2 separate regions of the Homo sapiens genome follow, and region 1 is linked to region 2. A link is a contact called in ENCODE Hi-C or POLR2A ChIA-PET data. All regions are on one chromosome and are shown on one strand. Each heading gives the region's core, a stretch centred on a gene start or an enhancer-like site at or near the end of the contact. The rest is flanking DNA. Distances are from core to core; before and after follow the strand shown.

Region 1 (3,313 bases), core at 1-2,500, 230 kb after region 2:
CCTACACAAATATATCAGGATATATTTTCAAAGGTCCAGGAAAAGTTCTTTTCTAAGATTTAGTTCAGTGAAAATGCCACATTAGATTGATCACATACTCAGAATGGAATTGACAACTCACGTCACTGATGATGTCCCTGGAGGCCTTGGCCGCCACGATGGGGATGGCGTCGCTTCGCAAGTCATAGCCTTTCTTCTTTGCTTCTTCATTAGCAAGTTTGTACAGACTCTAAATTTGGGGGAAAAAAAATCAGATGCTGACATTTATATCTAAAAACTGACAGAGGACTAAGACAATTCACTAAGTTCTCCACAGACAGTGCCTATAATAATCTTTCTTTTGAGAGTTCTAAGCCTTCTGCATGTTTGTTGAAGTGAAGACTCAAAAATGAGGCTAGGTGTGGTGGCTCACACCTGTAATCCCAGCACTTTGGGAGGCAGAGGCGGGTGGATCACCTGAGGTCAGGAGTTCGAGACCAGCATGGCCAACATGGTGAAACCCCATCTCTACTAAATATAAAAAAAATTAGCTGGGTGTGGTGGTGCATGCCTGCAATCCCAGTTACTTGGGAGACTGAGGCAGGAGAATTACTTGAACCTGGGAGGCGGAAGTTGCAGTGAGCTGAGATTGTGCCAATGCACTCCAGCCTGGGCAACAAGAGTGAAACTCCATCTCAAAAAACAAAACAAAACAAAAAAAAAAGATACCCATAAAGCCCAATGCACCTTTATTTTTTACTTTAAAAATTATGTTGAATTAAGTATATATACATATTACAGGTTGTTTTAAAAAATTTTAGTTAAAACAATAAATCCAGTTTAAAAATTACAGGAAAAATTAAGCTGAAACTCATAGTTCTAGCATGGTAAAATGTGGGTGGGAGGGAAAGGCTTAACTGTTGATCATGGCAATCAATTCAACTCACATTTATTCTGCCCTGACCCTGTGTCTCTGACTGTGCGGGGTACTTGGGAATCAAAGATGAGGTTGAGACCCCTCTCAACCTAAAGGTTCCTGGGAGAACTGATGGAGAGACTGATAACCTGTGGAAGCAACTGCTGAAAAGTCAAACCACACTAATAATGAAGAGCTCCAGGAAGGAGTCATTTATTCTGAACTGAGAATCAGGGAAGTTCTTGAAGATGGGGTGACCTTTGAGTTAGACTTTGAGCAGAGTTTCAGTAGACTAAGGTGGCATCAAGTGCAGAGGAAATCACGTGAATCAAGGCACCACTGTGGAGGGGAAGCGGAGGGGTGTTGAAGGAAGTGGGTGAGGCCCCAGGGAGGAGTTCACAGGAGAGGGCTGAGAATAGCCCAGAGTTGGACTGTGAACGCCTCATTCTAAGAAGTTGGTGTTTAATTCTACAGAAAATAGGAAAGCAGCCAAAAAGTTCTCTTCTTTTTAACATCAGAGGGGAGCGCCCATGGCAGCGTCCCAGTCTGGGTGGGTGGAATAGGGGGTTGCGGGCAAAATGGGGAAGGGCACCTGGGCCTCCTGGGACTGGCAGCCGAGTAGCCGCACTAACACATCTCTGAGCTTTTTCAGCAAAGACAGAGTTGAGAAATCCAGAAATGCTGACTAGCTAGACACAGGGGGAGCCCTTTGTTTCCTGAAATTCTTGCACATGTAATGCATGGTTTCCTGTAACAGGACCTATATTATAGGTTTGGCTAATAATTCAGTCCTTTCTGACAGGGGAGTAAGACTTGATGTTTTTAGTTTTTGGTGACAATTAAAAGCTAGCTATACAAGCACTAAAATTACAGTCTCACTTCCAAAATAATTACTTAAGATGGTGGCAATTCCATCTAAATTCTCTAAATTATGCTCTGTGTGTTGATTTATGCTGCCAAATAAACAATATTTTCCTTGCTGGTGGCACAAAGCCAGGTGAAATAACTAACACATCAGCTGACAGAATCTTAGATTCACAAAAATCTCCACAGGCTTATACCCACAGGCTCAGTCTAAGAAGAAGAAATTACAGAGATAAATGCCAATCTTTGAACAGAGATAAATTACCAAACGCATAAATGCAGGATGGAAGAAACCTAACTTTAGTCCACATAAGATGTCTTAGAGTTTAAGTTGGTCTCAAGTTCTGTGTGCACCAGCAGTGACAGCTGCCAATGTATCCTGGGAGCACAGGATGCAGAATAGAGGTCATATGTCCAGAAGAGGAAATACGATAGTTAAGTGTATTCTACATCAGTCATTCCCCACTCATAGTATTTTGCTCAGTTCTGAGAGTCACATTTTACTAGTGATGTCATGTGAGGAATGCCCCGCAGCTTGGGATATTGGATTTGAAGGTGAACCTGGGGTGAAGGTGGCAGGGGAGGCACCCTGGTGCTGCTCTCCATCTCTGGGGGTTGGCACAGATTTGTTCTGTGCAGCTTCAGAGGACTATGTGAGTTTACAGAGAGAAATGTTGTGACTCAATACATCAGAAGCTTTCTCATAAATTTTCCAGAACGAATGGACTGATTTATGAGATCAGCTCCTTGTCACTGGGAACCCTTAAGCAAAGGCAGGTCAAAAACCTATTTGTGGGGAGGGGTACCTTTGCACTAGGGTGGAGGCTTGACTCTCTGCCTAAGCCTCTATGATTCTGGAATGATGGCACGTGGCCCTGTGCACACTGAAAGTGAAAGGAAATGGGCTTGCTAATATTTACACTGACAGATATTTCTCTCTCTCTGTGTGTGTGTGTGTGTGTGTGTGTGTGTGTGGGTTACCTGGTAGTACTGTGGATTTTAGTTCTTGCCTTTAATCTTATATACTAAAAATCTTAAATTTGGATCCTAAACCACACTTAGGAACAATATATGGAAAATATATTTACTACAGTTATGCTTTAGCATAAAGGGGAGATACATGTATAGGTCAATTGCTAATATCCTAACTTCAAAAAAATAATAAAAGAAAATGGTCTACATAATCTCATGGTTACAGCTTAAATAATTAGTTCATGTCATTTGTATTTCCTAAATGATAATTCATATTGCATAAAGTTTGACATTTATGATGGTGATTGAGAAATGCAAGAGTTGTTATTCACATGAAACATGAAAAAGATTCTTTCTAAAGCTGTCATTTGGTATCATGTCATCATAGAGTAGATCAACTGAAATAAGCAGCAGTGTGCAAATGTCAAAGAATCTGCTCTCACCTCACTGTAGTTGATTTTGTTCATTCTTGCCAACATAATTTCTGGTGTGTCTGGCATTATGTGGATCTGAGTCTTGTCTTTGTCCCAGGCTTCTGTGTATAAACGCTATCAAAAAAAATACACAAATTCATCAGGAAAA
Region 2 (3,060 bases), core at 1-2,500:
TACTAAAAGTACAAAAATTAGCCAGGTGTGGTGGCGGGCGCCTGTAATCCCAGCTGCTCGGGAGGCTGAGTCAGAGACTCGCTTGAACCCGGGAGGCAGAGGTTGCAGTGAGCCGAGATCGCACCACTGCACTCCAGCCTGGGCGAAAGAACGAGGCTCCGTCTTAAAAAAAAAAAAAGGCGGGGGAGGAGCAGCATATTCACAGTAAGGAGAAATGACTGTCATTGTGTTTACTGACGTTTCTCTAGGGAAGAAGCCCTGGCCAAATCCCACCCTTCAACCCCCCAGGGGCCTAACAGAAGAATGCACATCCTCGGGAGCTACCTAAATCTACTGAATTACAATGCATATGGGCGGGGCCCAGGAATCTGCAGTTTAATAACGAATATCCCCAGGCCATTGTTATGTACGCTTAAGACCTGAGAACCATTGGCCTCTCCAACCTTTTCTCACTTCACCTATTAAAAGCCCTATTTTATAGAGGAGGAAATTGAGGCATAGGTTAATTAACTTGCTAAAGTCACATGGAACCTAGACCAGCTGGAATCTAGACCAGCTTGAGATACAGTTCTTTTCTTTTTCTTTCTTTCTTTTTTTTTTTTTTTGAGAGACGGAGTCTTACTCTTACTCTGTCGCTCAGGCTGGAGTGCAGTGGCGTGATCTCGGCCCACTGCAACCTCCGCTTCCCGGGTTTAAGCGATTCTCCTGCCTCAGCTTCCCAAGTGGCTGGGACTACAGGCGTGCGCCACCACACCCAACTAATTTTTGTATTTTTGTTTTTTTTAAGTAGAGACGGGGTTTCACCATGTGTTGGCCAGGCTGGTCTCGAACTCCTGACCTCAGACTCGGCCTCCCAAAGTGCTTGGATTACAAGGTGTGAGTCACCGCGCCCGGCCAGCTCTTAGTCTTAAACCCAACAGTACGTTATCTCCTTTTGCTAACTGATTTGTTGCTAAAACTTCAACAAGCACTGGACTTGGAGTTTGAACACTTAGTCTGAGGGCCCACTATGTTCAGTCTAGTGAGTCTGAGCAATTAACTCACATTTTGAATTTCAAGTCTCTCGCCTTAGGCAAAACACCACCACCTGATGCTCACCAGAGGGGCGTGACGCGGCAGCTGGGCAGGGAAGGGATGGGAAGGGATGGGAAGGGAGGCGATCGATAACTCCGGTGTGCCGCTGACTGTTGGATTGGCTCGAACTTCTCCCGCCAGGCCTAACCTACTCCCGCGCACTCCTGGGCCCGCCCAGCCGCCATCTTGGTCTAGGAGGGAGCGCGCCGCACGCGTGAGTAAACAGCCGGAGCTGGGAAAGTCGAGCTCTGGCAGCGTCTGGGTGCTGAGGGGCAGAGGCGGAGAGAACCCTGTCCTGATCTTCCTAGGTGGGATAAATATCGGGGTGACAGTGGTAGGCCGCGGGGAACCCTCAGTCTGCCCACCCTCCGCCCCCTCGCGGCGAGATGCCTCGTTCCCCGGGCTTCTCCCGCCCTCCGCCGATCTCCTCCCTCTGTTGAAAGCTGCCCGGGAAAGTGGTGGCGGGAGCGGGCCCAGGCCCGAATGTGGCGTGGGCTCAGGTGTCTGGTGTCGGGCGCCGGAGGAGGTTCGCGCTGGGGTTTGGTGATTCGGAGGCCTGGGGTGCAGACGCGGCGTGGCTGTGAGGCCCGGGCGGGCGTGCGGGTGTGAGGGCCGGACTCACACTGGGCCGCCGCGGGGCTGTTTCCATCGGTCACTGGATTTTCTCCTCTTCCGGTTCGGGCCTCAGGGTGGCCGACATGACGGCCAGGGGTCAGAGCCCCCTCGCGCCGCTGTTGGAGACTTTGGAAGACCCTTCTGCCTCCCATGGAGGGCAGACTGACGCTTACCTGACTCTGACCAGGTGAGGTCCGCCACGGGGCGTAGCGGAGAGTGGGGCGCTCTATAGTGGGGAGAAAGAAGGTGGTTGGGAGGGGCGCGTAGAATGAATGTGAGTTCTAGAAGTCTAGCAAATGTGAGGACGCCCGAGTCGCGGACGCCTTGGGGGGCGGGGGAGATGTATTCTAGGTGACGTTCCCGGGTACTGCTGCTGCTGCGCTTGAGGTGTGTGTTTGGAACGAGGGAGCATGCACGTGTGTTTTGCAAGCGAGGGATTTTTAAAAGTTTCGGTTGGAAGTAGTTGTTGGAGGAGGGGTCTTCAGTGTAAACCTCCGATGTGTTGGGAAAATGTGGCTACCCAGAGTTTTTTTAACAGAGCAATACACTGATTTTTATTAATTGCAAAATGCTTCAAAGTAATTTTCATAGAAATGTACTAAAGTTTTGTAAAACCCTTTGGAAAGGCTTAGCAAATCGTTAGTAACTAGGAATAGGGATCCCTGTTCTGTCTTTTTGGAGTCAGGTTGTCACAACTTGCATGTACTCGATGTAAAAACTTATTCTGAGGGTTTTTCTACTTTCATTTCTGATATATATTGCATTATATATTCTGTATACCCTTAAGGACCTTACCTACTGGGTCAATTCATTTGCAGGAGTTAGAAAGTAATTTTTAAAAAGATTGTACATGTATTTTTGAGAGTATTTTTTTTTTTCCTGTCAACTACTTAAACTTGTGTTCTTCCTGCTTTTTAAGTCGTATGACTGGAGAAGAAGGAAAAGAAGTAATTACAGAAATTGAGAAAAAACTTCCTCGGCTGTACAAAGTTTTAAAGGTATGTATCTGTTTGTTAAACAGTTTTTCACTTTTGGTAGTTTGGTTTTTTTTTTTGGTTTTGTTTTTTTGTTTTGAGGTGTAGTTTTGCTCTTGTTGCCCAGGCGAGAGTGCAATGGCTCAGGCTCGGGCTCGGCTCACTGAAACCTCCGCCTCTCGGGTTCAAGCGATTCTCTTGCCTCAGCCTCCTGAATAGCTGGGATTATAGGCATCCGCCACCGCCCCGGCTAATTTTGTATTTTTAGTAGAGAAGGGGTTTCTCCATGTTGGTCAGGCTGGTCTCGAACTCCCGACCTCAGGTGATCCGCCTGCCTCAGCCTCCCAAAGTGTTGGGATTACAGGAGTGAGCCACTGTGTCCAGCCACTTTTGGTGG

Evidence for each region. A loop is a pair of places that touch in the nucleus more often than their neighbours do. ChIA-PET counts read pairs that join two places held with the same protein, here RNA polymerase II (POLR2A). Pooled maps may share reads with other maps.
Region 1: a loop to region 2 is called in a pooled map, with 8 times the contacts of the local background. The contact joins the enhancer-like site here to the promoter of RIF1 in region 2. A Hi-C loop is called at or near these places in 6 of 50 pooled maps. POLR2A ChIA-PET finds 5 or more read pairs at or near these places in 2 of 52 experiments (H1 and HEK293).

What each region holds. Positions count from the first base shown.
Region 1 is chr2:151,636,106-151,639,418 of GRCh38, forward strand. It overlaps NEB (nebulin), which reads right to left. Exons shown (of 182, transcript NM_001164508.2): 63 at 3,175-3,279; 64 at 122-229. Among named protein-coding and RNA genes, the nearest start is that of NEB, 97 kb to the right of the region's middle. Within about 2 kb of position 1,251, at least 11 of the 41 ENCODE cell types and tissues checked have a DNase peak (open chromatin) inside an H3K27ac peak, as active enhancers do.
Region 2 is chr2:151,408,652-151,411,711 of GRCh38, forward strand. It overlaps RIF1 (replication timing regulatory factor 1), which reads left to right and starts at 1,251. Exons shown (of 36, transcript NM_018151.5): 1 at 1,251-1,382; 2 at 1,763-1,876; 3 at 2,609-2,687. The coding sequence starts at 1,773. RefSeq lists enhancers at 162-860, 861-1,559, 1,164-1,323 and a silencer at 164-458.